Regions from separate parts of the Homo sapiens genome. Here region 1 is linked to region 2. Evidence: read pairs that join two places in POLR2A ChIA-PET (ENCODE). Cell type or tissue: A673. All regions are shown on one strand. Each heading gives the region's core, and the rest is flanking DNA. Links, peaks and the distances in the headings are about the cores only. Region 1 has its middle 110 kb from the start of FOXB1. Region 2 holds the start of LOC105370840 (a long non-coding RNA gene).

Evidence for each region. Peaks named below come from ENCODE experiments on the same cell type or tissue, not always from the same donor. Only the 100,000 strongest peaks of a DNase experiment are listed, where the experiment ranks them.
Region 1: POLR2A ChIA-PET joins it to region 2 with 5 read pairs; 2 of 35 experiments call an interaction of 5 or more read pairs at or near these places.

What each region holds. Positions count from the first base shown.
Region 1 is chr15:60,108,480-60,124,870 of GRCh38, forward strand. No RefSeq gene overlaps it. Among named protein-coding and RNA genes, the nearest start is that of FOXB1, 110 kb to the left of the region's middle. RefSeq lists enhancers at 9,578-10,268, 10,959-11,649, 11,650-12,339. In A673, for the core only: no CTCF peak of the experiment used is centred there; a DNase peak (open chromatin) is centred at 7,442; H3K27ac peaks cover 323 bases.
Region 2 is chr15:60,301,013-60,317,403 of GRCh38, forward strand. It overlaps LOC105370840 (a long non-coding RNA gene), which reads left to right and starts at 4,905. Exons shown (of 3, transcript XR_932314.3): 1 at 4,905-4,943; 2 at 5,718-5,863; 3 at 6,452-6,530. RefSeq lists an enhancer at 15,584-16,391. In A673, for the core only: no CTCF peak of the experiment used is centred there; no DNase peak of the experiment used is centred there; H3K27me3 peaks cover 511 bases.

The DNA.
Region 1 (16,391 bases), core at 5,595-9,594, 190 kb before region 2:
GCATCATTGGCCGGATGCAGTGGCTGAGGCCTGTAATCCCAGCACTTTGGGAGGCCGAGGTAGGTGGATCATGATGTCAGGAGATCAAGACCATCCTGGCCAACATGGTGAAACCCCATCTTTACTTAAAATGCAAAAAATTAGCCGGGTGTGGCAGTGCATGCCTGTAGTCTCAGCTACTCGGGAGGCTGAGGCAGGAGAATTGCTTGAATCCAGGAGGCAGAGGCTGCAGTGAGCCGAGATCATGCCACTGCACTCCAGCCTGGGCAACAGAGCGAGACTCTGTCTCAAAAAAAAAAAAAAAAAAAAGAAGAAAAGCAAAGCATCATTTAAGTGGTTTAGCAGAACTTGACATCAAGTTGAAATTAGAGAGATGGCACCAAATAAGCCTAAGGGTTTAGTGTTTCTAACTTACTTGTTCCAGATGTTATTGACTTAAGTTTGTAATGGCTCTGTAGATGATTAACAATTACATGTCTGTCTTGCTATGTTTTACTCTTTAAATTTATATTTCTATTTTTATGGGGAATTTTATTTTTTTAAAAAAATCTGCCGGGCGTAGTGGCTCACGCCTGTGATCCTAGCACTTTGGGAGACCGAGGCGGGCGGATCATGAGATCAGGAGATCAAGACCATCCTGGCTAACATGGTGAAACCCCGTCTCTACTAAAAATACAAAAAATAAGCCAGGGGTGGTGGCGGGCACCTGTAGTCCCAGCTGCTAGGGAGGCTGAGGCAGGAGAACGGCGTGAACCCGGGAGGTGGAGCTTGCAGTGAGCCGAGATCGCGCCACTGCACTCCAGCCTGGGCGACAGAGAGAGACTCCGTCTCAAAAAAAAAAAAAAAAAAAAAAAAAAAATCCTAGTTCAGTGTGAATGAACTATTTCTCGTTAGTCAAAATGGAAGAATTTTATTTTCAGGAGAGCAAAGTCATTCTTATTTAGGATAATTAGAAAAAGGGAAAATTGTGACATAAAGTCAGTGATGAAGAAGGAAAGAATATTTTTCATGATAAAGTCTTACAAAATATCTATATGCTTATAATACCCAAATTAACAATGACAGCCTACCTTGCACCTCAGTTTGGACTTAAATATCCAGTTTCCTCACTTGGCTGCCTTACACACTTCTCAAATTTAGTATATCCAATACTGAACTCCCGATCTGCTCTTCCAAACCTGCTCTTTCTACATCTTCCCCCCTTTCTATAAATAGCACTTCACTCTTAGTTTTTCAGGCCAAATATTATGGAGCAATCCTGGACCTCATACTTTGCTCCATGTTCCTCATCTGATCCATCAAATCTTGTCCTTTCTCTTTTCAAAACATGTATCTCAGCGGGGCACAGTGACTCACACCTGTGATCTCAGCACTTTGGGGGGCCAAGGTGGGCGGAGGGCTTGAGCCCAGGAGTCCAAAACCAGCTTCGGCAATATGGCAAAACCCCATCACTACAAAAAATACGAAAATTAGCCGGGCGTGGTGGCACACACCTGTAGTCTCAGCTACTTGGGAGGCTGAGGTGGGAGGATCGATTGGGCCCTGGGAGGTTGAGGCTTCAGTGAGCTGTGATTGCGCCATTGCATTCCAGCCTGGGTGACAGAGAGAGACCTGGTTTCAAAAACAAAACAAAACAAAACAAAAAAAACTAGGTATGGTGGCTTATACCTGTAATCCCAGCACTTTGGGAGGCCAAGGCTGGCAGATCACTTGAGGGCAGGAGTTTCGGACCAGCCTGGCCAATACGGTAAAACCCCATCTACTAAAATACAAAAATTATCAACACAACAGTCAGAGTAAAACTTTTGGAGGATAAGCCATATCATGTCACTTGGCTGCTTATAATCTTCCCTTGGCTTCCCATTTTCCTTAAACTAAAAGCTTTACTGTGGCCTACAAGGACTTAGGGCCTGGCATTGGTACTTGTTGTTCTCTTTGCCTGCAATGTTCTTCACCTTGGCCTCCCCAGAGCCTCATGGCTGCTTCCTCATTCTCCTTCAAGTCTTTATTCAAATGTCACCTTCCCAGTGAGATCTTCCTTGGTTACACTATCTAAATTGCAAACTTCCCTAAATTCCATTTTCCACTCCCTGGCACTCTCTGCCCCCTTTACCTGATTTATGTTTCTCCATAGCACTTACTACCATCTGACATTTATATTTTATTTATTTATCTTGGTTACTGTTTGTGTACTCCCACCAGATTTATAAGCCACCTAAGAGCTGGAATTTTTTTCTGTTTTGTTCATTGCTGTATTCCTTGAACAATGCCGGAAGAGTAAGCAGCAGGCATTGAATAGTAAGCATTGAATAGGTCTTTGTGGGAGGAAAGAAGGAAGAAAGAGAGGAAAGAAGAAAGGGAGAAAAGGTGGGCAGGCAGGCAGGAAGGGCTTACAAATGTATTCCAATAATATCTCTGGAGTGATAAATATAAGAACAATTGTTGAAAGGTGAACTCAATAATTCCTGAACATTAAATTCGAAAAGCTTAGGGCATTAAGAGAAGTATGAGACTCAAGCAAAAAGACTGTTTAGTATGCATACCTCTGAATACACACACACACGCACACACACAATGAATTTACAAGTCTTCTACTGAAACTGAAAAGGTTTCTACAGAACAAGAAATGATCACTGGAAACCCATCATACAATTTCGCTATTACTAGTTGAAAAATGTAAGATGTCATTGAGATTGCCATTGTTGAAGATGTCATATCCGTTGTTTTAGTTTAGTGAATACGTGACTATTTAGTGGGATTTTATAGAGGTGTTTTCTCTCTTGGCTCTCTAGTCATATTTTCCCCCTTAAGTCCCAAGTTTCTTAATTCTTAATTTCAAAATTTTCTTACATTAGCAGTTATCAACAACCAGACTCCTAAACTGTAGTGGGAAAACTGTATTCTGTTCTAAGACTAAAAATAAATGTCATCTGAATTATCCAATGCTGGCACTTATGATTCTTCCATTAGTACAACTTCTAATGAGAGTTCATGCTGGGCAGGACTTCATCTCCTCTCAACCCACAAGAGAACAGATGATGCCACTATTATTTCCTTCTAATAGCCCTAAAAAATGTAAAAGAATAGCAAATCAAATTCAAAGAAAGCAACAGGAAGGAATTAATAAAGATAAGTGACAATTTATGAAATAGAAAAGACATATACAATCTAGAAGATTAGCAAAAAACAAGAGTTGTTTGTTTGAAAAGGTTAAAAAAATTGACAGGGCCAGGAGCGGTGCCTCATGCCTGTAATCCCAGCACTTTGGGAGGCCAAGGCGGGTGGATCACCTGAGGTCAGAAGTTCAAGACCAGCCTGGTCAACATGGTGAAACCCCATCTCTACTAAATATACAAAAATTGCCAGGCATGTTGGCAGGCGCCTGTAGTCCCAGCTACTCAGGAGGCTGAGGCAGGAGAATCGCTTGAACCCGGGAGGTGGAGGTTACAGTGAGCTCAGATCATGCCATTGCACTTCAGCCTGGGCAACAAGAGCAAAACTTCGTGTCACAAAAAAAAAAAAAAAAAAAAAAAAAAAAAAGGTTGACAAGCCACAGCTGAGACTGATCAAGAAAAAGAAAGACACAAATAAGTAATATGAGGAATGAAAAAAAGAGACATATGGCAGGGTGCAGTGGCTTACGCCTGTAATCCCAGCACTTTGGGAGGCTGAGGTGGGTGGATCGCTTGAGGTCAGGAGTTCGAGACCAACCTGGCCAAAATGGCAAAACCTCATCTCTACTAAAAGTACAAAAATTAGCCAGGCATGGTGGCGGGCACCTGTAAGCCCAGCTATTCAAGAGGCTGAGGCAGGAGAATCGCTTGAACCCAGGAGGCAGAGGTTGCAGTGAGCCAAGATTGCACTACTACAGTCCAGCCTGGGAGAAAGAGTGAGACTTTAAAAAAAAAAAAAAAAAAGATTAACAGAGAATGAGGATATTATAAACTCCTTTCTGTCTATATATTTTAATGATTTACATTAAATGGAGACATTCTTGGAAAAGTTGGACTCAAAAAGAAATAGAAAACTTGAATGCTCATAAAATTACAAATTGAATTAATAGTTTAAAAAATCATCCAGTATTGGGAGGCTGAGGCAGAAGAATTGCCTGAACCCAGGAGGCGGAGGTTGCAGTGAGCAGAGAGTGCCCCACTGCACTCCAGCCTGGGTGACAGAGCGAGGCTCCACCAAAAAAAAAAAAAAAAAAAAAATCATCCAATGAAGAAAACACTAGTATCTGATGGCTTCTACAGCAAGTTCTAATAAACATAAGATACAGTTATTTTTATTTTTTACCCAAACCTCCAGAGAATAGGAAAAGAGAGGACATCCCCAGCTCATAAGAAACTAGTATAGATTCTAAAACTTCACAAGGACCATAGATAAGAAAGGTAAGTCATACGCCAATTTCACACATGATATCAATGCAAAAAATCCTTAAAAAACCATCTGAGAGCAAACTCCAATAATAATTGAAGAGGATAATAATATATTATGATCAAATGGGGATTATACCAGTATATAAGCTTAACATTTAATAATTAAATTTTTAGTAAACCAGAATTAGAAGTGAAATTCCTTAATCTGTAAAGGAATATATATTAAAATCCTACAGCAAATAACATACTTAATGGTAAAATATTAAAAGCATTCCTTTTAAGATTAAGAACTAGATGAGGACGCTTACCAGGACTATTTTCATTCAACTTTGTACTGGAGGTCTTAGACGATACAGCACCAAAAAATAAATAAAAGTTATAAGAAGTGAAAAGGAAGAAATGAATCTGTCATTATTCATGTATAACATGGTTGTATAAACAGAAATTTTTAAAAATCTACAGATAAATTGTTAGAATTAACATGAATTTAGGGTGTTTCTAGATCCAAAATCAATGTATAAAAATCAACTGAGAGATATTAATAAAGATTTACATGTTTGGAGGAATATGCCAATTCAATAAATTTCCCCCAAATTTACTTATAGATTTAATGAAATCACAGTTCAAATCTCAATAGTTTGTTTTGGAATAATTCAAGATGATCATAAAATTCATGTGGAAATGCGAAAAGCTTACAAAACCTGAGACACTTTTGAAAAAGAAATCTTGGGAGGTCTTGCTATATCAGATTCTAAGACATTATAAAGCTATGACAATCAAGATATTGTGGAATTGGTGCAGAGATAAACAAATAGACCACTAGGACAAAACAGAAAGCCCTAAAACAGACTCATATATATATATATATATATAATATATATATAATATATATATTATATTATATATATATATATGAACACGTGATATTTGACAAAGGTAGCAAAGCAGAGTAGTGGGAAAAGGACACATTTTTCAATTAATGATGCTGGAAAAATTGGGAATCACTTGGGAGAAACTGAAATTAAACCCCTATCTCATATAATATGCAAATAATAATTGTGGATGGATTTTAAAACTAAATGTAAAAAACAGAGCTATAAAGATTTTAGAATATAGGAAAATATTTATGAGAAGGATTTCTTAAGACAGTAAAAAAATACTAATCTTAAATTAAAAATTGATAAATTTTACATCTAAACTATATTTACCAAAGATAGCATTTGAAAAGCAAAAAGAAATTTTTGCCATAGAATGGGTGAAGCCAATAGCCAACACATATAATTCATGAGGGCCTAGTGTTCAGAATGTATTTTTTAAAATCTTACACACCAGGAGAAAGATAACTCAAGAAAAGACTTGGCAAAAGACTTGGGCAGGGGCCTCATATAAGGGGAAATCCAAATGATTAATAAACACATGAAAGTGTAAGCAATCTCAGTTGTCGAGGAAATGCAAATTGTATGCCACTGTGACAAACCACTCCCTTCCTACTGGCACAAGTAAACAATAAGAACAATACCAAGGATTGATGAGCATAGAACTCTTATCCCTGCTGGTGAAAGTATAAACTGGAAGCAGTACATTTTGGAAGCAGACCACCATCATCTCATAAAGTTGGAGATATGCAGAGTCTTTGATCCAGCAGCTCCACTCCTGAGTTTACACCCTTTAGAATCATGGACTTATGTGCAGCAAGATACATTTTCAAGACTTCATAGCAGCATCGTTCTTAATAGCCTACAGTGGAACAACTCCATATTAGTTAAGGTGAAGCTGGCTGATTCATTTGACACGATAAAATCGTTTATTTCCTACTCCCATGTTAGGCCAATGTGGATGCTCCCAATCAGGGTGTTCTTCTGGGCAGCTCTCATCCTACCGGTGATTCAGGAACCGAGGTTTTTTCTATCTTGTGGCTTTCCAGTCTTCTACACATGGTTTCCAAGGACACCCAGAGGTCACCTCTAGTCCACACGTGGGGGAGGGGGGTGGGGAAGATAATGGAAAATCATAGGTGGGAGGTGTGTGTGGGCAGACCAGACCCCATGGTCATACCTCACTGAAAGAAGGCTGACAAAGCCATCCAGATGTGCCCAGGAACAAGAGGTGCCCGGCAGAACACAGGGATGGTGATTCACTATTAATCTCTGGCACGAGCCAAAATGCCGAGAAACAAAAGAATGGATACGTTGTGATACATGCGTACAATGGGATGTGATTTGGCAATGGAAGTGAACAAACTACACCTACACCCAACAAGGATGAAAGTAACAAAAATAATGTTGAGAAGAAGCTAGACCTGAAAGAAGACTGTGGCTACATTTCTATCTACATGTACATAAACATATACAACTCAAAAACAGACAAAACTAAGCTATATTGTTTAGAGAAGTATACAGAGATCACAAAAGAATAGGGAAAAGCAAGGGAATTGTTAGAATTAAAGTTGGGATAGTACCTCTGGGGGACGCCGGATTTGTGGTTGGGAAGGATACACCGGGGGGCTGGCAGTCTCCTATTTCTTGGCCTGATGGTGGCAGCTGTTGGGGTATTTATGCACTTTTCCTCACACATATTTTGCATCCACACACACAAATTCAAAATGCCAAATGTGTTTTTGACCTTCACATAAGAAGCCCTGCTATTTGGCACAGAGAAAACCAGTTTCCCTCTAGGTGGAATACCATCGCCCCTTGGAAAACCAAGCTTTCCTCTCTTCCCTACTGGAAACTGAGTGCCCTCCAGACCTAATTTTCTCTGATTTACCATGTTGAAGGGGAAGAAAAATCTGTGCTCCCATTTGACATAATTGCCAAACACCCAATTTTGTTCCTGTAGGTCCCTATGTCAATGCTATTATCTGCTGTTGTCTTCAACAGCAGATAATTACTATCTCTTTCCCCAGTTGATGAACGGTTTCTGCCATCATCTAGTTTTGCAGTTAACGAAATGCCATTTTGCTACTGGCGTTACTACTTCTCTCATGATCTCTTTATCTTTGTTTCCTATAGTAACTTGTAAATTCCAGTGACTCATATCTCTCTTGTTCCAGACACTTAACTTTCAAATCTGTATTTTCCACTCTCCAGTGAACAATTTGTTTTACATTCTATTGCATCTCCCTTTCATCATCCTTGAATTCTACAGCTGGGAAAAGCCTCCGTCCTGTTACCCAGCCCTGAACACCTTTGTTTTTCCATTTCACAGACTCAGGAATCCGTTCTTGGGTAGCGACTCAAACACTCAGCTTTTGAAGGTAGATAATTTGAAGTATTTCCATGTCCCCTCGCATAAAAGGCGTTTGTACTGGTGTCCTTCAGCAGAAACTTCTCTCTGCCTCCTACTGAGATATCCAAAGGGCTGGTTGGCTTCCAGCCCTGGGTCCCAGAAATGGTGGCATTTCAGTGGCAAGATTCCCACTACCTCTTGATTGTGAAATGGATTGGAATAAAATGTGCAATGAGAAGGGGAGTAACATGGGGATAAGCAGCTTCGATTCTCCTTGGCTGCCTCCTGAAAAGGTTGGCTGCATCTTCTAGGTTACCTGTCAGACATTGGAGACCCTAAGTCTCCAAGTTCTAGAAGAGCAGAGCTTGGACAGTCTTTTCCCTCTCTCTTTCTTACTGCAGGAGCAACTGCTTTTAGTCACCCTTGGGAGGAATACCTACTTGTGACAGCAGCCTGGGAGAGAAATGTTTTCGGGGTATTTTTCTTTTTCTTGTTTCTTTTTCCCTCTCCGAGTCAACTTAAGAAGGTCTCAGAGCTAGTTTTCAGGCTGTTTAGGGTTTAACACCTGTTATGTTAGTACAACTTGTAGGCACACCCTCTGATTAAATTACCTCTTTAGAGAAAAAGAAGCCAGCTGTAGAACTAACACTCATAAAACTAATGAGTAAATAAATAAGCAGACCCAAAAGTTGTGAAGCAATCCAGAAATCACCAAATCAAATACAATTTATTATTTGTCAGTTTCCACTGGTATGACTGAGGCTTGGCTATCATTTATTTTATTGAGTCTCTCCTGCAGATTAAAGCTCCCCATTCAGGACAGATGTTTTTAAAGGTTGTTCTGGGGAGGAGACTCAGGTTGCACCTAAGTGGGATTTTACGCAGAGCTTCCCTCACAGCTGACTTCCTTCCCCTCCCCTTTCTATTGTAAATTACCTTGGACAAGCCTATGGTAAAGAATGTACAGCTATTTTGATTTTTAAATAAAGTCTTTTTTTATATGGCACTTACTACCTTCAAACACAGATCAGCAAAACTAATGTAGTAGGTTACAAAAACCTAATCAATCTAGAATGATTCAGTTTATCACTTCGGGTCTTTCAAAAGATTTAAAATGTCAGAGTTGTAAAAAAAAAAAAAAAGCAAGATATTAAAAACTGTGCCAACTAAAACAAATATTTTGTTGTACTTACATATCTCAAGCATTAAAATGATATGATTTTAATGCTTCTCATGACAGCATCCTTAGTTATGCATGGGCTAATTGGAAAAACAACTTATTTTTAGGTAGGCCTATAGAAATGTTTCCCACAGAAAAACATTAAAATTTTCAACTGATAAAATGTATTGATCACATAAAGTCTCATCAATCCTATCAGATACTTGGTATTTTAACAGTGTTCTGAACCCTGAACGATTGCTTGGAGGCAAAGTAATTAGAAAAGAATTGCATACTATTCACAATATCCATATTTTGAATATTTATTTTCCATATTAGAGGGGTTTTTTTCAAAGAACTTTTCCCTACCTGAACCAGATAATTTTTAAAATGTGTTTTCTTTATAAAAGGATAAATAGGATTACTTAAATCATCTTTCATAAATTAGCTACAGTCAGGAAATGATAAATTAAGGCTGCTAGCCACCAGGCTCTCAAATTAGGCATGCATGCACACAGGCACACATTAACTGATACGTTAGCAATTTTCACCTTAAATTGTCAGGATTGTCCTGGTTAATCTCACACACTGAATAATAACGTAAAGTGCTTTGGGTTGCAGTCACTTAGTTTGTAATAATGGTTGATGCCTCGTACAAATAATGCTTTTTAGGAAGCCTCACAATTTAACAGGGAAAAAAGGTTGAAGGAGGAGTGTTTACATTTCCCCCTATGTTTGATACACCCGCCTCTCCTCAAAGTGTCTCCTCTGATCAGAATTTTAAAGCGTTCTTAAAATACATCATAAAATAAAATTTAATGTCAGTACGGCATTTGTGGACTGGGGAAGGGAATGTGTGGGTGGGGAGGTAGGTGGGGGAGGGAAAGGAGTTTAACAGCAGATCTTCCTTCAAAGAAAAAGGCAGGTTAGTGTCTTTTTCATGCTTACCCAGAGCAGCCAGCTTCTGCTCATCGGCACCCCAGAACACACAGAATCTCTCCTCCCTGATCCCAACACTGGCCAGTGTACTCATTTCCCCCAGCCTGTGTGTTAGTGCAACCAGCTCGGGGTTGTGCCCTAAATACTGGAAAGTCACAAATCACTGGTTCAAATAGACCCGCTTCTTCAAAGGAAAGAATGGGGAGTGGTGAGGGAAGGAGGAGGAGAGATGCTTAAAGGGATTTACGACCCCCTTGGGTGATGGGTTTGGCACCTGGGCCATTATGCTTCGACAAGGACTATCTGGCAAGTAACAAGAGACATTGAAACGTACGAGGGGCCGATTAGGATGGTTCAATCTTCCCTGGATTAGTCAGGCATTTGATATAAATAAGTAAACACCCAAATCACCTCCACCACAGCCCAAAATGTCTTTCTCTCACTCTCTCTTTTTTTCACAGAGTGAAAGGGACTAGAGATTAGAAAAAGAGGTCTTGTGTATTCAAAGTGCTAATTCAGAACTTCTTTCTCTAATGCACTCATGAAACATTTTAATTGTCTGACTTTGCATTCAAAAGCCTTGTTTGCAACTCCTAATTGCAGGCTGCTTTGAACAAATAATTGAAATGCATGACTTGTGGGGCCTGCTTAAACAATTATAATGTGCTTTGCCGCTACGTGCCGGTCCCCCTCCCAGCCCCATTCCTTTTTGCATAATGACAAGCAGCCAGCTTGATATTTGCAGCCAAGTTAAAACCTTGCTAATTTGCTGTGCTGCAATCTGGGGCTGTGGCAGTGGCCATACCTGCATTAGTGCTTGCAACAGCAAAAATGGCTCTAATAGTTCAACTGAATGTTAAGAAGACCTTTTCATTTTCTGCTGAGAGAATCCCACTGGGGTTTTGTTTTCAAAATACAAATCTTTCATGTGCCTGTTAGTTTTGTATCTACACACAATTTATGAAGCTATTTCCCAGAAAACTCTCCCCAACCTGATTTTAACAGAGTCCTCAACAAACAGGTTCCTTCCTTTCAGGGGGCTCAGGTTTAGAAATGAAACAAGAGTGTCCAGATCCTGGGAATGCCCCATCACTGACCACAGTGGGCGGCTGAGGACCACACACAGGGATGCTGCCTCTGAAAAGGAGTCTCGCTTTTAGAATCTAGAACACGGTGCCAGATGTGCCTTCATTCTAGCCTCCTTGTCAGGACTCAGAGGCTTGAGGAAACTAAGATTGCATGCATTCACGTTTTGAACATTTAAGGTTTTTTGTTTTTGTTTTTGTTTTAATTGCAGTAAAATACACACAACCTAAAACCTAGCATTTTAAACAGCTTTAAGTGTATAGTTCAATGGCATTAAGTGCATTCACACAGCTGTGCTGCCATCACCACTGTGCATCCATACATCTCTTTTCATTTTGCAAAACTAAAACTCCATAACCATTAAGCCATTACTGCCTATTCCCCTCTCCCATCAGCCCCTGGCAACCACCATTCTACTTTAAGTCTCTATAAATTTGACTACTCTAGATGGATTGTTTTTTGAAAAGATCAATCTTACATGTTTTAGGATTAAAAGGATAAACATTTTACTCTAAGAATAAATTATGCCTTTACTGGAATCATCTAGTTCAGTAATTCACAATGCTCCCATTATTTTGCTTATTTCTATTTGGGGTTGGCGGGGGGTGGGTGGCATTTAGCAGATTGAAGAAAGTAGATTTTAAAATTCACTGTTTTGAGGTCCCAATTCCACCTGATAAAGACCGCACTAAAGATGACTTCCTTGCCCCCAGATACCTCCCAGATGCTCTCAGTGGTCTTGGCAGGGTGGCCACAGGAGGGGGCCTCCAGTGGTCTAAGCACTGTGTTTCATATATTATTGGTTCTAAGAGCTCACAATGACCCGTGAGATAGGTATTGTCTCTTTTTTTTACAGATGGGAAGTTGAAGCTCAGAAAAACTGGGTAATTTGCCCAAAGTAACACAGCTCCTCTGTGGGGAGATTGGGATTCAAGCTGGGTCAGTGGGACTTCAAAGCTCTTTTCAAGACACTGAGCTGCACAGCAGGAAGGATCCACAGGAAGTGGTACTTCAAAGACACTTGTTGTTTGGCAGGGAGAGTGGGGATTAACACCAGCTTGTCCCAAGACACAGGTGTAACACGTGTGGGGGAGCTGAGGGAGGGGAATTTCTAGTCATTGTTATGAATACCCCGCATCCCACTAGACTAGGTTGCACCCAGCAGGTGGTATTAGAACCCTCATTGAGAACTCTGGCCCAGTGTTTCTTGGTTTTATTAATCTCCAGAGAAGAGCCCAAAGATTCTCTTCATAACCCACTTTTGAGCTAAGAAAGCCATTCATCCCAATAACAATAGCTGGCCTTTATTGAGTGATTGCCATGCACCAAGCTCTGTGTGTGTCACTTACAAATACAGGCAGCCTTGCTCTCAAGTTCACACACTTAATACTACCCTAGAAAAATTCTCTTAACATAAAATGCAAGTCAATCTGCAGAGCCCCATTCAGCTCCATGCCTTCAGTAGAGAACGTGTGTGTGTAACACTGGGCTATACTGCCCCAAGTGAGAGTTCTCCCCTATGATGGGTAGGCCACATTTGGGTCTTCCAAGTCACAGCATATGACAGAAAGCAACAGCTCTGCTTTTCTAGGCAGGTAGTCCCATCTCTCCAGGTACTCCTCACTAGAGATGGTGACTATAGCGCACACACACACACACACACACACACACACACACACACACACATACACACACTCTCATACATACACTACACACACAGACATGAATAGCCTCTTTCTTGGATGGAAACATTTGTTGTAGTCATCTTGTTGCCTAAAACATCACCTCCAATGTTTTTCTGCTCTCTAGAAGTCCAAATTAAAAACTCAAATGTGTGCTATGGAAATCAAATGATGTAGACATCTATTACAGATTTCTCCAGGAAGTATTCATTCATGGCAGAATGGTTAAGGACCACAGTCTTGGAGATAACTCAGTTTCAAATCCCATGTCTGTCGTTTATTAGCTGTGCAATTTTGAGCAAGTTACTTATCTTTTCTGCAGCTCAGCTGCTTCTGTAAAATGGGAATAACACCACTAGCACCTACCTAAAAGAGATAGTTGAAAGCATTATGGATTGCAGCACGTTGAGTGTGTAAAAATCCCTGAATAAATTAAGCACTGAATAAGTATTACCTATTCTTATCATTTTAAGTTGAAAGGTAATTAGGTACCCAAAATATTGTCAAAAATATTTCACCAGAATTTAATCAAGCCTTTGCTCTCACTTCCAGATTTCAGAACATACAAGGGGTAGAAAAACAAGATAAATGAAACTGCGCAGGGCAAACATCAGACAATTCCATAATTGTCATACATTCTACAGGACAACTAGCCAATATACTCCTACCAATTATTATCCAATAATAGTGAATCTTCCAATTACTTTAATGCTTCCACATTAAAGTAATGGTCACCACTGGCCATCACCACAAGCCTCTGCAGGGCAGGCCTCAGGCCCATTGTGTGGATAAGGAGTTGGTGTTTTGCCCACTGAAGATAGCCAGCTGCCTTGCCTTGGCCACACAGCTAATAAGGACCGAGGGAGGATCACAACATTCTTTCCCCAACACCTGTTTTTCTCAAGAGCGCTTCACCTCCACCCTCTGCCCCCCAACTACTGTGCCTCAAATACTCAGATCATTTTGATTTGGCTTTTGTAACTGCAGTTAGGAGACAGCTGAAACAGAACAAACACAGAAAAACTGAAACCCTCCTAACCTCTCGGTTCTAATTTACCTTTTGTCGATTTGAGTCACTGGCTACCATCTGCTGAACTAGCTACCTGGCTGCATCCTTGGGAGGCCACAGCTGACTCACTTTGCCACATTTGCCTGGTGAAGAAGGGCATATTCAAAGGTGAACTGGCACAGTCAGCAGCTTGCGCTTAATTATTCACTAAGACTTTCAGGACTTATTTCTTCAGGGTTAACAGAAGAACCCAAGCCTGTGAATGTAGCCCTCTGCACCCAGCATCTAGCCCAGTACCGGTCACAACCAAGTTCTTAGACGTGTTTTCGGCTAAGGATATCTTTCCATCATTTTTCACCTGCAAATATTGACCCAACTTGAAGGGACACCCACACAGTTGGGACAATTTCAGCATCAAAATGAATAATTGATGGTAATGGATTGCAGCACATTGAACGTGTAAAAATCCCTGTGTTTAAATGAGAATCAATGAAGAGAAAGCAAGCCAGCAAACAAATCCTCATTTGTTATCTTGGAGAAGGCCATTACACCAACTCCTTACTCTGGAAAGTGGTAAATAAAAGGTAAGAATTATGTTCTTTCCAGTTAGAACTCTATTTTAGGTTGACCATTAAGCCCCTGTTGATGAGGCAAGGCCTTTTTTATGGTTGAATACTGGTTACTAAATGTAGAAGGAATTGTCAGGGGTCAGAACATGCTACCCCAAAATATGACACCTTGAAAACTGAGAAAACTGCAGAAGCAGAAAGGTCATTCTCTGACTTTCTCATGTCTTTCTGTGTAAGAGGTAGCCATAAAATAACTTTCTGACCTACCTCCCTTCAAAGTAGGTCACAGGATCCTCATGTGACAGGTGTCCTTACCTATGCCAGGAGGAAAGAAATGAAGATACAGAGAGGCCAAGAAGAATCCTAACGAACAGGTCGTGCTAAGTTCCCCCCAGTTCATTACCATTAGGTCATAATGGTACTATGTCCAGCCATACTTCTACATGACTGCCGATTCTTCCTCAACCTTAACATAAAAATATACAGATTCCTCTGGGTCTTTGAGGTCTTCTTTTCTGAAGGTTCCCATGTCACATAAAACTTTAGCTAAATAAATTTGTTACTCTTTTCCCTTGTTCATTTGTCTTTTGTTATAGGGGTGTCAGCCATGAACCTTGCAATGGGTAAGGAAAAGATATTACCTTTTCTCCCCTACAGAATGATGAAATTAGAAAATTACCATTTTGCAATCCCTGAAGAACTAAGAGATTCAAGCAAGAATCCATGGATAATAGGAAAAAGGTTGATAAATAATTAGATTCAGGCCAGACGCAGTGGCTCATGCCTGTAATCCCAGCACTTTGGGAGGCTGAGGCAGGAGGATCATTTGAGCCCAGAAGTTCAAGACTAGCTTGGGCAATAAATGGAGACCTTGTCTCTACAAAAATAAATAAATAAATAAATTAATTAAAAATTAGCTGGGCATAGTGGCATGTGCCTTTGGTCCCAGCTACTCAGGAGGCTGAGGCAGGAGGATAGCTTGAGCCCAGAAGGTCGAGGCTGCAGTGAACTATTATTGCACCACTGCATTCCAGCCTGGGCAACAGAGCAAGACCCTGTCTCAAAAAATAATAAATAAATAAATAAATAAATAAAAGGATTAGATTCACATGGTATAAATGTGCTAACTCCGCTGCACGTCCCCCTTCCCAAACAGATTTCTTGCTAGTCACAAGTCACTGCTTCTATAGTGGGGCATCTGGCTGTAATGATCTAAACCCATGATTGGTCTTAGCACTTCCAAAGTGGGATAGCCAGACATTCTGTAACTCTTGATGAGATGCAATACAAAGTACACAGTACCACGTATAAAACATTTTCATAAAAAATATTCTAGGCCAGGTGCAGTGGCTCATCCCTGTAATTCTAGCACTCTGGGAGCCCAAGGCAGGTGGATCACCTAAGGTCAGGAGTTTGAGACCAGCCTGGCCAACATAGTGAAACCTCATTTCTACTAAAAATACAAAAATCAGCCAGGCGTGTTTGTGCACACCTGTAGTCTCAGCTATCCAGGAGGCTGAGGCAGGAGAATCGCTTGAACCCAGGAGGCAGAGGTTGCAGTAAGTCGAGACTGTGCCACTGCACTCCAGCCTGGGTGACAGAGTGAGACTCTGTCTCAAAAAAAAAAAAAAACAAACACACACAAAAATCTACCCAAATCTAGTCAAATTTTCAGATATTACTTCCAGGTTATAGGAGATACAGAAGGTAGAAGAACAGGAGAAATGATATCGCAAAAAGAAAAAGTCAGATGATTGAAGAATTATTCAGTTCTATGGGACAACTGACTTGTATCCTCAATAAATAAATGTCATGGAAATGGAGAGGAAAGAAAGAGATGAATTCTTGCATGGATAATCCACAAGAATTGGAATTATGAAATTCTATCATCTTCTGGAAGACGAATTTCTTCCTAGAACAGTGCCCAGAGCAAGAACGAGGCCATATTGAACACTCAATACATATCTGGGCTCTCAGTACGTATCTGTTAAAAGTAAGAATGGATAAGTAAGTGAATTAAATGTATTGATGAGACAAAGAGGCTCAGAGTGCTATGTGCTGTGCTCAGTGGGGACAGCAGGTTGGTGGCAGAGCTTGGACTGATGCTTGATCTATCAATCCCTAACCTGGTGCTTGTTCCGTAGTTCCCTGTTTATTTTTGCTTTTTCATATATAATTTAGTTCCAGATTTTAAAAAACCTTAAGAGACATAACAACCAGATGTAATGGGTGGTTCCTAGTTGGATCCTGGTTTGAATAAGCCCAGCTGAGAAACTGAACAGGAACTGGCTATAAGATAACATTAACACATCTCTGAGAATGCTGTCAGGTGAGACGTGG
Region 2 (16,391 bases), core at 6,251-10,250:
TTCAACTTCTCTGAACAATTGACCTCACACAATGGAAATATGGCTACAGGTGGTCTAGGCTTTTATCTCTCTAGCCACATGGACAAGAGTTCAAAACAAAACAAAACGAAACAAAACAAAAACCCTGCTCTTCTCCAGCAGTTTCAGTTGGAAAAAGAAGGGACCTAATTGGCCTTATGTGAGTCATGTGCCCATTCCTGGGCTAGTCATGTGACCAGGGGAGCCTAAATGATGATTGGCTCAGACTCAGTCATGTGTCCATCTCTGTGGCCCAGGAAAAAGAACCATGAAGCATCCATCAGTATTGGTTGAAATCTAAATAAAGCCATTTCCAAAAATAAGATGTGCTGTTACCAGGAGAAGGCAAGAAAGGGGCCTAGGTAAACTAAACATATATTCTCCACATTACTTTTGGGGGAAAAAAAAGCTATGCAAGGCCATAGGAATTTTTATTATTTCAGATATTCGCAGCAACAAACTAGTTTACTTCTTTTTTATTATTATTATTATTATACTTTAAGTTTTAGGGTACATGTGCACGATGTGCAGATTAGTTACATATGTATACATGTGCCATGCTGGTGTGCTGCACCCATTAACTCGTCATTTAGCATTAGGTATATCTCCTAATGCTATCCCTCCCCCCTCCTCCCACCCCACAACAGTCCCCAGAGTATGATGTTCCCCTTCCTGTGTCCATGTGTTCTCATTGTTCAATTCCCACCTATGAGTGAGAACATGCGATGTTTGGATTTTTCTCCTTGCGATAGTTTACTGAGAATGATGATTTCCAATTTCATCCATGTCCCTACAAAGGACATGAACTCATCATTTTTTATGGCTGCATAGTATTCCATGGTGTATATGTGCCACATTTTCTTAATCCAGTCTATCATTGTTGGACATCTGGGTTGGTTCCAAGTCTTTGCTATTGTGAATAGTGCCGCAATAAACATACATGTGCATGTGTCTTTATAGCAGCATGATTTATAGTCCTTTGGGTATATACCCAGTAATGGGATGGCTGGGTCAAATGGTATGTCAAGCTCTGGATCCCTGAGGAATCGCCACACTGACTTCCACAATGGTTGAACTAGTTTACGGTCCCACCAACAGTGTAAAAGTGTTCCAATTTCTCCACATCCTCTCCAGCACCTGTTGTTTCCTGACTTTTTAATGATTGCCATTCTAACTGGTGTGAGATGGTATCTCATTGTGGTTTTGATTTGCATTTCTCTGATGCCCAGTGATGGTGAGCATTTTTTCATGTGTTTTTTGGCTGCATAAATGTCTTCTTTTGAGAAGTGTCTGTTCATGTCCTTTGTCCACTTTTTGATGGGGTTGTTTTTTTCTTGTAAATTTGTTTGAGTTCATTGTAGATTCTGGATATTAGCCCTTTGTCAGATGAGTAGGTTGCGAAAATTTTCACAAACTAGTTTACTTCTACCAGCTCAGAAGAGTGAAGGCGAGAATTTGTCTTCCGAAAGTATGTTTTGTTTTTTTTTTTGAGACGGAGTCTCGCTCTGTCGCCCAGGCTGGAGTGCACTGGCACTATCTCCGCTCACTGCAAGCTCCGCCGCCTCCCAGGTTCACACCATTCTCTTGCCTCAGCCTCCCGAGTAGCTGGCACTACAAGCGCCCGCCACCATGCCTGGCTAATTTTTTTGTATTTTTAGTAGAGACGGGGTTTCACTGTATTAGCCAGGATGGTCACGATCTCCTGACCTCATGATCCGCCCACCTTGGCCTCCCAAAGTGTTGGGATTACAGGCATGAGCCACCGCACTTGGCCCTGAAATATTTTTAATCTTTCCCCAAACAACTTTTCAGAAGTTGAGAAAGCTTGCTGTCCCAATTAATGATACCTCATTTCTATTGTATTTTCATTGTTGTGTTTGTTTTTACCTTAATTGAAATTATATATGCAAACAGTTTAAAAAGCCATATAGTTCTACAAGGGCTATTTATAATGGAAAACAGTTGTTCTCCCGCAACCTTCCCTCCACTCCAGTAAAGACTTTTAGCTATTTATTTTGGTATTTACCTCTTGTAGTGAATTCTTACAATTTTATGTTGCCTCAGCATACATTTTGCGTTCTATTTTTTTTGTTTTTTTGTTTTTCTTATTTTTATTTTTGATTTTTGATATGGAGTCTCACTCTGTCACCCCAGCTGGAGTGCAATGGCATGATCTTGGCTCACTGCAACCTCTGCCTCCCAGGTTCAAGTGATTCTCGTGCCTCAGCCTCCCAAGTAGCTGGGATTACAGGTGTGAGCCACCATGCCCAACTTCAGCATCCTTTTGAATATAAGTTGGACATTCTCACACCAGAGGCAGGGCTTAGACACCCTTGACAAAGTTTCCTGTTCTCTACCTCTTCCCAATTCCTCAATGTGGTTGATCCAAATATCTCCCTTATACCACCACCTCCTGGTGACCACCTCCCTATGGGACAGCCAGATACAACCTACTTGACTTGTTCCACTGACCCTCTCACCCCACATGACTGCAAAAATATGCCACAGTGACCAGTTTTAAGTCATAATGTGACCCCAGGGAATTTGTGCTGGTTGCTCTAAACACACGAATTAGAACTCCCCAAGAGAAACCAGCCCGGGTAATACCTTGAACCCCGGTACCAGCTTTGGCCCACAGATCTCTTGCTCTTTCTCTTTTGCTCCCCATCTGCTAGTTGAGCTTGAGTGTCCTGGATGCCTCCCCACTTCTCCCACTACCCATTGGCCCCACTAGTCATGCTTCCATCTTCTTTCTGGGATCTGTAAGTAATGAACTGCCTGTTATTTCATGTGTGTTGTTCTGCTTCCTCTTCTGTGTCGCATGTAACTGACACACCTGAGCTTCTTTCCCAGTTAGGGCTCTTCTAGGGAATGGCTATCTTGTAGGAATAAACTGGACATAAGTCAAAAAGCCACCAGGTTGTTTACACTGGTGTCTGCCAGTGTAAAGAAGTTTTCTATGAGAGGGACACCTGGTCATGGGTCAGACACTTGGGCATTAGGTCATTGCCAGGATAAAGAAGTATCCCTTAAAAGGAACATTGTAATCATCCATGACCAAATCCCTAGAGCCCCATCAGGGCAGGGCTAGAGTTTATTGCCACTCTCATGAGAGAGACCTCAGGACCAAATTAGAAAAAAATAATAATAATACAACACCTTCATATTTCTAATAGCAAGTAAAAATTTCTCTTTTGAGTTTTTATTTTTAGGCATTACCTATTGGTTTTCCCTACTGAAAATATGCATTTAGCTCTCTCGCTGCCCCTATTTCCCAACACACACACACAGACCATACATGGGCATACATGCCATGCCTCTATTCCCCCAACATTTTTATCGTAATTTTGATTTTATCATTATTCAATGTTTACATTATGATTATATGAATGATATATTTGGCTTAGCAATGCAATATATCAGAATAATTTTTTATTTCTCCCGTTTTTGTTTTCTCTAGAGTTCATACTTATCTGGTTTTCTTGTTTTGCTTTTTTTCTGGTTTGCTTTGTTTTTTATGAACTCTTGCTACATCATCTTCAGACTCTTTCCTGATTTCCTAATTTTCCTTTCAATATACTCAGATATTGCCAGTTCTCTATTTTGGAATTATCTCTTTCTAAACTCTCTGACCTGCTCCAATCTTCTGGCTGCTCTCTTGGTCTATTACACAGATTCATCTAGAAGTCTCCCTTTACCATCATCCTGAAAATTGTGTTCACACCCCTATTATAATAAATTCCGTTTTTCTGACATGCTATATCTTCATAACTGTGTTGGTCAGAGTTCTCTAGAGGAACAGAACTAATAGGATATATATGTACATCCTATAATATAGGGGAGTTTATTAAGTATTAACTCACATGATTGCAAGATCCCACAATAGGCTATCGGTAAGCTGAGGAGCAAGGAAAGCCAGTCCGAGTCCCAGAACTGAAGAACTTGGAGTCTGATGTTGGAGGGCAGGAAGGGTCCAGCACAGGAGAAAGATATAGGCTGGGAGGCTAGGCCAGTCTACTCCTTTCACGTTTTTCTGCCTGCTTTGTATTCTAGCTGTGCTGGCAGCTGATTAGATGGTACCCACTCAGATTAAGGGTAGGTCTGCCTTTCCCAGCCCACTGACTCAAATGTTAATCCCCTTTGGCAACACCCTCACAGACACACCCAGGATTAATACTTTGCATCCTTCAATCCAATCAAGTTGACACTCAGTATTAACTAACACAATAATCATTTATTTACTTCTTTGTTTTGAAAGAACATTTCTTTCAATTTTTTATGAGAAAGAGCTGTAGGAGAGGTAAAATATTTGAGGCCATTCATGTCTGAAAAAAGTTATTCAACCCTTACACTTACTTGATATTGCGGCTGGGTATCACATTCTAGGTTGGAGAGCACATACAATATCCAAAGTGACTCAGATTTCTGATTCTTTGAATACAACCTTCCCTTCAGCTCTCTGGAAGCTTCTAGGACCTCTCCTTTGTCCTTACTGTTCATAAATATTATCATCAGGTAATGTATTAGTCTATTCTCACATTGCTATAAAGAAATACCTGAGACTGGGTAATTTATGAAGAAAAGAGGTTTAATTGGCTCATGGTTCCACAGGCTGTACAAGAAGTATGGCAACATCTGTTTCTGGGGAGGCCTCATGAAACTTATAGTCATGGCAGAAGGCGAAGGGGAAGCAGGCCCATCTTACATGGTGAGAGCAGGAGAAAGAGAAGGGGGAGGTACCACATACTTTTAAACAACCCAATCTCATGATAACTCCATCACAAGAACAGAACCAGGGTGATGGTGCTAAACCATGAGAAACTGCCCCCATGATTCAATTATCTCCCACTAGGTTCCACCTGCAACATTGGAGATTACATTTCCACGTGATATTTGGGTAAGGACACAGATCCAAACCGTATCAGGTGAGTTGATATGGATCTATTTTCATCCATTTTGCTAGGCACTTGGTGGTTGTTTTCATTCTGAAAACTCATGTCCTTCAAGTCTAAGAAATGTTCTTGAATTATTTATCTGATAATTTTCTCAATTCTCTATTTGAGGAATTTGTGTTATTCAGGTGTTAGACTTCTTAATCTGACCTAATTTTCTTATATTTTTATCCTAGTTTACATTTCTTTGCCATCTGATTCTATCTAGTTTCTAGAAGATTCCCTCAATCTTATTTTCCAAATTTTATATGGAGCTTCTGATTTGTGTCACTTTTTCCCAAGACCCTTCTAGTTTTTGTCCTTCTGATTTTTTTTTTTTTTTTTTTTTTTGAGACGGAGTCTCGCTCTGTTGCCCAAGCTGGAGTGCAGTGGCGTGATCTTGGCTCACTGCAAGCTCCACCTCCCAGGTTCATGCCATTCTCCTGCCTCAGCCTCCCGAGTTGCTGGAACTACAGGTGCCTGCCACCATGGCTGGCTAATTTTTTTATATTCTTAGTAGAGATGGGGTTTCACCGTGTTAGCCAGGATGGTCTCGATCTCCTGACCTCATGATCTGCCTGCCTCAGCCTCAAGAAGTGCGGGATTACAGGTGTGAGCCTCCACGCCTGGCCTTCTGATTATTTCTTTATTATAGCATTCTATTCTTGCTTTGTGGATGCAAAATCATCTCTTATCTTACTTTAATTTTTTTCTTCTCTCTGAATTCTCTCTATTTTCTCAAATTTATTTTTTTGTTTCTTTTCTTAGGTGTTTGTATTTCCTTTCAGAGTGAAGATATCCTCAAATGTCTAGTGATCCTTAACTGTCTGTTCACCTTTAAGACTACAGCACTAAAAATCTGATTGGAAGTTCTGATATATGAGTTGGGTTGCCAACTCTGGGTCTTACCCCAGGTAATCTGGCTGGATTGTTTCATAGGACAACTCCCAATGTTAACACAGGGTCTTTTCTTTTGGACTAGTCAGATTTATCAGATACTAAATTCCTAATCTCATACCTGGAAGTAGAAACTGGCTGCCAGCATTTTGGAAGTCAATTGGGAGAAGAGCAGGTTCTCAAATTCAAGTAATGCCCCTCTTTTCAATATGATATCCCTATCCTCTTACCTTCATGGTGCCCCTTAGTTCAGAGAATAAACCGCACAACTCTGTTACACTGAGGGAGGGGTAATCATCCAGCCATTCCAAGTGGGGGAAGGAACAGAGGATGTAACTCTGTGCTCTCTGATACAGTAACCACTAGCCACTGTAGCTATGTACTTTACATAAATTTACATAAATTAAGTAAAATTTAAAATTCAGTTCCTCAGTTGCAGTAAGGAAATAGCCACGTTTCAAGTGCTCAATAACCACATGTGGCTGGTAGCTTTTGTATTGGACAGTGCAGAAATAGAGTGTCTTCATCATTGCCAAAAGTTCTGTTCAACAATGCAGGTCGAATTGCTTCTCAAATAGTCTTTTCAACCAATGCTTATGTTTCAGTCCTACATTCACTGCCACTTCCAGAAATATCTGGTATCACCAATTCATGAGCCCACTGGAGGTTTTGAGGTGCAAGTCTGGATGATGTATTGGCTTTTCCTGCCAGAATAGAAACTCCACAAAAACAGTGATCTTGGTTTTGTTCATTGATGAAATCCAAGGACTTAGAAGAGTGCCTGGCACATGGTAGGTACTCCATAAATGTTTGCGGAATGTTGAATGAATGGCTTATTTGAGAACCAAATGAAATCTACAGCTTAAGGGATTCCATCCGTAAGGGGTCTGTAGTGAATAATTGTCATTCATGTCAGCTGCCCATATCTGAACCCTTTTACTATTCCTGGGGAGCTCCACGCCTGGGGAGTCAGAGCCTTCTCCACCATAGGAGGAGATACTCACTTTCTCAGCTTCCCTTGCAGTCAGGGTGCAGGAACAGGTCAAGCTTTATACCTGACCTAGATCTGGAATTAGAAGCTAGTGACCCAAAGAACTAGGGATGGCCCAGGATCCATCTGGCTGAATCATCAGCATTGCTGTGTTTTCGTTGATCAGTTCTGCAGCCAAACTGGAGGAACCATTTCTGGCTGCATAGATGGCTCCAAGCCCATTCTCTAATCATACCCAATATCCTTTTAACTGATTCCTTTTTTGGGTTTGAAGAAGCAAAGTTAGTTTCTGTGACTAGCAAATAAGAACTCAGATCGATAAGGAATTCAGACAACCCATGTTAGGAACCTCTGATTTGGACACAGAATAGAATAAGAAACGTATAACCCAACATTTTAAACAAAGAAAACTAATTTTCTAAAATTTACCTAATGGTTTCTAGGAAATTTTGGCAAAAATTCTATAAGATTATTTTAACAGAACTTTTCCTCAACATTGATCCTGGGAGTTAGTATAGACTCACAAGCTCATAGTGTAAAGGCTTTTTTTTTTTATGCCAGGAAACCCTTAAAAGAGTTTGCATTGTAAGTTGGAGGTATTCTTGGCCATTTTCTTCATTTAGAAAAAATATGGACAAATTTCAGTGTCCCAAATAAGCAAAATAAAATTGTGAATAGATATCATCAATGCTTATTAAATAAGAGAAGGAAACCATCACTGGAGGTTATTCACAGAACTTGGTTATGAGGGAAGCTTACTTTATCTACATGTGGGTTTCAACTGCTCAACTTCTGAGTGAAGAGAAAGGCCTGAAAATAAACAGTAATTACTTTATCACTATAATAATGTTATTACCTTCAGTAAAAAATAAAATAAACTACTTTTATCAAAAATTTATTTTGACTAATTTCTGTTCTTGGGGTTCTGAATGTTCTATCTTCTCTCTTATAGTTAAAAAAACAACTTGGAGAAAAGGGACATATCCATAGCCTGAAAATATCTCCCCTAAATATTTATTAATTGCTGTAGTGATTTTAATATATGTCCACAAATTCTCTGATACTCCTCATTTCAGGAAGTGGAGTTTAATTCCCTTCTGCCTGAATGTAGGCTGGTCTTAGAGACTCAAATCTAATGAATAAAGTACAGAAAGGGAAAAAATGTAATTTTATAGTGGAGAGATCAGGCAGACACCGTCTAAACCAAGTGATCAAGGGTAACATCACAGTGATCAGTCATTTTATTTTGTATCCCCTCGCATGATATGATAAGGGAAGCTCACATCTGTGGTCTTCTTTCCAAACCAGTATAATTACGGGAAAACGTCAGACAAACCCAAATTGAGAGACATTCTACAAAATACCCAAAAAACATCATTTAAAGGGACCAAGTCATGAAAAACAAGGAGACTGAGAAACTGTCACCAACTGGAGGAGCCTATGGAGACAAAACAACTATGTCTACGCAGCGTGGTATTTTGGTTTGCATTCTGGAAAGAAAAAGGACGTTGGTATAAAAATTGGTGATATCAGAATAAAGTCTATAGTTGAAATAGCGTTGCATCAATGGGAATTGCTTAGTTTTGGTAAGTGTACCATGGTTATGTAAGATGTTAACATTAGTGAAAGGTGGCCGGGCATGGTGGCTCACGCCTGTAATCCCAGCACTTTGGGAGGCCAAGGCGGGAGGATCACCTGAGGTCAGGAGTTGGAGACCAGCCTGACTAACATGGAGAAACCCGTCTCTACTAAAAATACAAAATTAGCCGGGCATGGTGGTACATGCTTGTAATCCCAGCTACTCAGTAGGCTGAGGCAGGAGAATCACTTGAACCCAGGAGGCAGAAGTTGCAGTGAGCCGAGATTGCACCATTGCACTCCAGCCTGGGCAACAAGAGCGAAACCCTGTCTCCAAAAAAAAAAAAAAAAAAAAAAAAAAAAAAAAATTTAGTGAAAGTTGAGTGAAGGATATACAGAAATTCCCCATAGTATCTTTGCAACTCTTCTGTGAGTATAAAATTATTTCAAAATAAACAGGTATTCTAAAGAGCCAGTTTATTAAATAAGGCTTGGATAACAGGGAATACCTAAAATACTGGTTTATGGAGAGGTATTTCAAAGAACATGATTAAATTCATGTCTTATCTAAACTTATAACCTGCATTTGAACAGGGCTTAGCAGTGCTAGGCTACACAGAAGGTCCATCTCTGTCTCTCTCCCACAGTAGCATTGTAAATTTGTGATCTTTCACAACCATTCTAGCAGCATTAGGCTCTCCTCTGTTAAAGACCTATATACTCCAAGCTCCAGAAGAAGATGACAAAGAACTCACATTCCAAGGCAGCTTAGCTCCACAAGATCTAGCCCCTCAGCAATCTATAATTACAACTCAACGGCTCCTTTGGGATCAGAATATCAATTTCTAAAGGATAGTTGGGACCCATTTTGCTCAGCAGGTTCTACCTGCTTCAGCCATAATTCTAACCGGGTCTTCCAAGAATCCTTAAGTGGTATAAGACATTACCATTGTATCACTCCTGTCATTATTATTATTAAAATACATCTTCTGATGCCAAGCCTACAGGCCCATTCTACAGGCTACAGTTGGGGTGGAAAGAGTGCTTGCTTTGACTTTATTGCCCAGAACAATTTATAGACAAAGACTGTCACAACATGCTGTTTGTGGTTCTACCTTCATTCAATAAGTATCTATGGAGCAACTGTGCTTGGCCATTCATTGTCCTAGGTGCTAGCGATACCAGGATAACAAAAAAGATACGACCCCTGGTACAACTACTTTAGGAAACATTTAGAAATGCCTCATAAAGGGGAATCTGCTGATACATTCTACCTGGGTGTCTCACTTCCAGCTTTATCTAGTCTATTGCCAATCTTGCATGTGTGGCAGAAGTTATGGGTAAGAATGTTCATAGGAGCGTTGTTTATAATTGCAAAACCTAGAAACAAGTCATCAACAATAGATTCAGTAAATAAAATATAATGTATTCACAAAATGGGATTTATACAACCATGAAAAAATGAACGAACCGTAGCAATACATATCAACAGAATAAATCTCATAAACATAATAATGAAAAAAAGAAGCAAGTCAGAAATGAATATAAACAGAACAATTCCATTTATATAAAGTTCAGACCCAGACCAAATTAAACAATTTATTGCCATGGGATATATACTTAGGTGGCATTTTTTAAAACTATAAGGAAAAGCAGGTTAATAATTAACATGAAATTCAGGATAATAGTTATTACCTATAGGAGGTAGAGAGGCAGAAGAGATCAGAAAAGAACACAGGGAATATCTGGGGAATTAACAAAGTCCTATGTCTAAGACCTGGCTAATGAACGCATATGTGCTTGATTTTGAGGTCATGGTTTTTTAAACTGCACATATACATTTAAACAATCTCTTGTATATGTCTATATTCATTAAGATATGTTTAACATAGGTTTAAAGTGTGCTAAAGTGAAAATCAAAATACAAATATTGCAATAATAATAATGGTATGTGGGAGCCTTTCCTCCAAGCACCTGTTAAAAATAGGTGCAATACATATACACCATGGAATACTATGCACTATGCAGCCATAAAAAAGAATGAGTTCACGTCCTTTGCAGGGACATGGATGAAGCTGGAAACCATCATTCTAAATGAACTATCGCAAGAACAGAAAACCAAACACCACATGTTCTCACTCATAGCTGGGAGTTGAACAATGAGAACACTTGGACACAGGGCAGGGAACATCACACACCAGGGCCTGTTGGGCAGAGCGGGGCTGGGGGAGGGATAGCATTTGGAGAAATGCCTAATGTAAATGACGAGTTGACGAGTGCAGCAAACCAACATGGCACATGTATGCCTATGTAACAAACCTGTACATTGTGCACATGTACCCTAGAACTTAAAGAATAATAATAATAGGTTCAATAAGGCCGGGCACAGTGGCTCAAGTCTGTAATCCAGCACTTTGGGAGGCCAAGGCGGGTGGATCACCTGAGGTCAGGAGTTCGAGACCAGCCTGACCAACATGGAGAAACCCCATCACTACTAAAAATACAAAATTAGCTGGGCGTGGTGGCACATGGCTGTATCCCAGCTAGTCGGGACGCTGAGGCAGAAGAATCACTTGAATTCGGGAGGCAGAGGTTGTGGTGAGCCGAGATCGCCCCCTTGCACTCCAGCCTGGGCAAGAAGAGCGAAACTCTGTCTCAAAAAAAAAAAAAAAAAAAAGGTGCAATATAGTGTCGCCAGTGCTTTACAAAGTCAAAAGGAGGGAGCATTCAGGGAAGAATCCAAAAAGGAGGTGACCCTTAAGGTGAGAATAGTCATCCAGACAAAGCACAGTAAAAAGAAAATGAGGAAATGGTTTGCACAAAGGCCCAGAAAGTTAAGGGAATATATCAAATTTGGGGAAATTAAAATAATGTTTTCTAACTTGTTTCTAGCTAGAGGTAGGCAAGGGAAGATTAGTAAAAATATTGTATTCCTTCCTAAAAGAAGACTTTGGACTTGATTCTGGGAAGCAATAAAGTTGATCCATCATAGCAATGTTTGATCTGTTCTAGGAGTTTTGGGCAGGACTGATGATCCAGAGTGAGACCAGAGACAAAAAGAACTGACAGGAAACCACTGCAATCCACATAAGAAATGCGGTAGCTTGAACCAGGGCCGAGACTGTGGGGACGAGGAAGGGAGAGAGTCTAGAGAGACTTGAGATACAATCAACAATATTTAGTGAGTGGTTGGGTGTGGAGGTGAGGAGGAGAAAAGGGTCTAGGATGATTTTCAAGAATCTGGTTTGGATCAATAGTCTTCATTCAGAGGGAGGAGCAGGGATGTTGGTAAAGAGGGTTTTTCCTCCATCCTGAAGAAGTAGGAGAGAGATAATGAGTCCAAGTTCATATCTAATGACTCAGTTGGCATTGAAGCTGTACAGATGTTTCTAGCTTTCTGATGCTCATTGGCCTATACCTAGAGTGGAGAGAAGGAAAATTAAAGGGGAAAACACCAGCTGATTTAGCTCTGTATGTACACTGTGGAAAGAGACAGAATCCCATAGCAACAATGCAGTTCTTAGGTTGTTTCTGGTCTTAGGTATTGATGTCATCCTTGATCACCGGGGTCAACCAGAGCATGGGGCAGCAAACCACAGAAGAGATAGCACAAGCCTCTTCATTACCAGGAGAGAAGTGGTGCTCTCACTGGGTACAACAATGCAATTGTTTTTCTCATGAGTTGTCAAATTACATTGACCAAATTATGGTCTTGATTTCAGGTATTTCTTTTCTTTTCTTTTCTTTCTTTTTTTTTTTTTTTTTTTTTTTTTTTTTGAGACGGAGTCTCGCTCTGTCCCCCAGGCTGGAGTGCAGTGGCGCGATCTCGGCTCACTGTAAGCTCCGCCTCCTGGGTTCACGCCATTCTCCTGCCTCAGCCTCCGGAGTAGCTGGGACTACAGGAGCCCGCCCCCACGCCCGGCTAATTTTTTGTATTTTTTAGTACAGATGGGGTTTCACCGTGTTAGCCAGGATGGTCTCGATCTCCTGACCTCGTGATCTGCCTGCCTCGGCCTCCCAAAGTGCTGGGATTACAGGCTTGAGCCACCGCGCCTGGCCTCAGGTATCTTTAATACATGCGAAAGTATGGAGAATTCATAGGCACTTTGAGCGAGTAAATCCTTCAGTTAATCTTTGATGGATGATTTCAATTTGGGACTTGCAACGTAGCTATTATCATTCAACCTCACCCTCCTTCAAAAAGTAAAGCATCTCATCCCTATTATAAGGACTCGGAATGGTTTCCATGCACTGTGGGTTGTTTTTTGGTGGGAAGATGGGCAGGGATGGGGAGGGCTACAGCACCAGCTGCATGGGGACAGCAAGGTCAGAAGGGAGGGAGCAAGCAGGTGCTAACATGGTACCTAAGGCTCAAGGATCCTGAGCCTGCATTTCCCCCACTAGCATCAGGAGACAAAGCAGCTGGAATTAGACATGCCTATCTTCCTGTCATTTTTTGATGTTTAACATATTAGCTATATAAAAATAATTTGGGGTGTAATATAGTTTAGTTGTATGTCCCTGTTCAAATCACATATTAAAATGTAATCCTCAGTGTGGGAGGTGGGGCCTGGTAGGAGGTGATTGGATCATGGGGGCGGATTTCTCATGAATGGCTTAACACCATGAATTGGTTTAGCACTGTCCTTGTAATAGTGAGTGAGTTCTCATGAGATTTGGTAATTTAAATGTATGTGGCACCTCGCCCCTCCCTCTCTTTTGTTCCTGCTTTCGCCATGTGTATTAGTCCATTCTTGTATTACTATAAAGAACTGCCTGAGACTAGGTAATTATAAAGAAAAGAGGTTTAATTGGCTCACCCTTCTGCAGGCTGTACAGGAGGCACGGCTGGGGAGGCCTTAGGAAACTTACAATCACGGCGGAAGGTGAAGAGGAAAGAGGCATGTCGTACGTGGCCAGAGCAGGAGGAAAAGAGAGATGGGAGAGGTACTACACAATTTTAAACAACCAGATCTCATGAGAACTCACTCACCAGCATGAGAACAGCAAGGGGGGAGTCCGCCCCCATGATCTAATCACCTCCCACCAGGCCCCTGCTCCAACACTGGGGCCTACAGTTTGACACGAAATTTGGGCAGACACATAAATCCAAACCATATCACCATGTGAGATGTATCTGCTCCTGCTTTGCCTTCCACCTTGAGTAAAAGCTCCCTGAGGCCTCCCAGAAGCAGATGTCACCATGCTTTCTGTACAGCCTGCACAACTGTGAGCCAATTAAACTTCTTTTCTTATAAGTTACCCAGTCTCAGGTATTTCTTTATAGCAATATGGGAAGGGACTAATACAGGGTGTGAAAAAAGGATATTGAGACCTTGGGTGAAGAAACGTTTGCATTTACTCTAAATACTGGGAACTAATAAAAGAAACTGAGAAGTTAAGAAGCTCTAGTGAGCAGATCAAAGTAAAATGATTTTCCCCGATCCCCATCCAGCCATAGATTCAATAAAATCTCTGAAGAATTGGGGTGCAGAAAGATTGAGGACGTTGGGGAGGAAGGAAGGTTCTAACGATAAGGCCCATGACTTCTTTACACACTTGCATACACACACAGTTGCACACATATTCATTTCCCCATGCTATCAGGACACATGGCCATCTATCTACAAGAGAATTTTCTTTTTACCAGGCACCCCACTCCCTCAAAGAAAGCCTGCATCGAAACATCTCCCACTTCTGCCCATTGTGGAAAGACTATTTTTTTGTTGTTGTTTGTTTGAGTTCTTGAATGTGCTACAGTGCAGGTGTACTTCAGGAAAAAGGAACATGCCAGCATTTATGGGGCAGGGGGAGGAGAGGGTATTAAACAAGCATGGAACACTAAACCAGATAAATTTCACCCATGACCTAGTTGTGCCTGGGGCCAGCCCAGAACACAGTAATGCTGTTACCAAAGAACTCTGCATAAGTCATGTCCTTTAATGATTGCAGTAAACCTCTGTTAACTGCATTATTCCTATTTTACAGACCAGGAAACAAGCTCAAGTGTGGTTAAGTCCAGAACTTGGCCATGATCAGCAAGTAAGAGGAAGAAGCAGGACTCAAACCCAGACAGCCTGTCAACTGGCCACCAAGCATAATTATCATGCCTGCTTGGTTTCACATCCTCAGAGGTCAAGATGTTCATACCCACAGAGAACGGGAGAGAACACCAGGTGCATCCAGATAAATCAAGACAATGGGGAACAGAAGATATTTCCAGTGCTCTAGGAAATAAATATTTTCACCTAACCTAAACACTGAGTCGCAATGGTGAAGAATGTTGGGAGTGGGGGATTAACTCAGAGGAAAACTTCCAAGCCATCAGTAGTCAAACTTTAGGAGCCAGACTCTCCTGGGAACAGGGCATATTTGAGAAGCCATCTGTTCTCAGAACTAAAGAGCATACAGGGACAGAAATAGGTCAAGCATCAACTAGATTTACTGGAATCAATACTAAGCTTTGGAGCTCAAAAATATCAGTCAATAGAATCAATGACCTTCCCTGTCATTGGTCCATTTTTCACACTGCTGATAAAGACATACCAGAGACTGGGCATCACAAAAGTGAGAGGTGTATTGGATTTACACTTCCACGTGGCTGGGGAGGCCCCACAATCATGGTGGAAGATGAAAGGCACGTCTCACATGGTGGCAGACAAGCGAAGAGAATGAGAGCCAAGCAGGGGTTTCCCCTGATAAAACCATCTGATCTCATGAGACTTATTCATTACCATGAGAACTGTATGGGGGAAACCGCCCCCATGATTCAAATTTTCTCCCACCAGGTCCCTCCCACAACACATGGGAATTATGGGCATACAATTCAAGATGAGATTTGGGTGGGGACACAGCTAAACCATATCATTCCCCAAACCTGCTTTCTTCCATGATTGGGAATAGAAAGAATGTTCAAGTAGGATCTAGAAGATTGAGTTCAAATTCTTGTTCACTTGTTTTCTGGCTGTGTGTTTTTAAGCATGTAGCTAAACCTCTCTGAGACACAAATGTGGCAACTAAAAATCAAAAGTTTTTTAAAGTACTAGACATCAGAACACTGGTCCAAATCACTATATGTGTTCAAGTCACAGCTGAGCCGTGTGTCAAATGGGGATCATAATGCCCCCCTTCCAGGGATGCTGCAAATGGGCAAACACATGCAGAGGTGCCAGGTTAACTATGAAGGCTACTTAAAATGATCACACTTGCCTCCACCAAAAAAAGAGGGAATCTAACCAGGAGGTCCTTCAAAATTCCTCTTGGTTAAGCTTTGGTCAATGATCCTTTGGTGAAAAGAGCTAATAAACTGCTTACTAGGTGACAAGAAGGGCCAGCTTCATGGGGCACAACCTGTGCGGTCACACAGGGCCCTGCTGTCTCTATCTTCAGATTCATACTAATGTTTGAACAAGGAGCCCCACATTTTCATCTTGCACTGAGTCCTGCAAATCATGTAGCAGGGCCCGGTGCATGGCACTGTGCTTAGCATCCAGAACACAGCAATAAAACAGATTGGCATCTTTGAGGAGCTCCAAGCAAGTAGATTACTTTGGGAGCAAATCCTACAAAGCAAACAGGACACTTACAGAAATAAATTAACTTGCATATTTTATTCCTCAGTCCAATCTTAGACTGAAAGCTCCAAAGACTAAAGCAGTTATTTATCCTTAGGACAAGCCCTGGCTTGTTTGCACATGAAACACACCTGAATACCTACAGACTCACCCAGCCCCACCCTTCTGAGCTGAGAAGATGTTTTCTAGGACTCCTGCAACACCCTGGGGCATGTCCACCCACCTATGACGTAGGTAAATGAGTACCTAGAGCAGTGGTCCTCAAAGCACAATCTCTAGACAAGCAGCACAGCATCACCTGGGAGCTTGTTAGAACTGCAAACTCGGGGCCAGGCACGGTGGCTCACGCCTGTAATCCCAGCACTTTGGGAGGCCAAGCAGAAGGATCACTTGAGGCCAGGA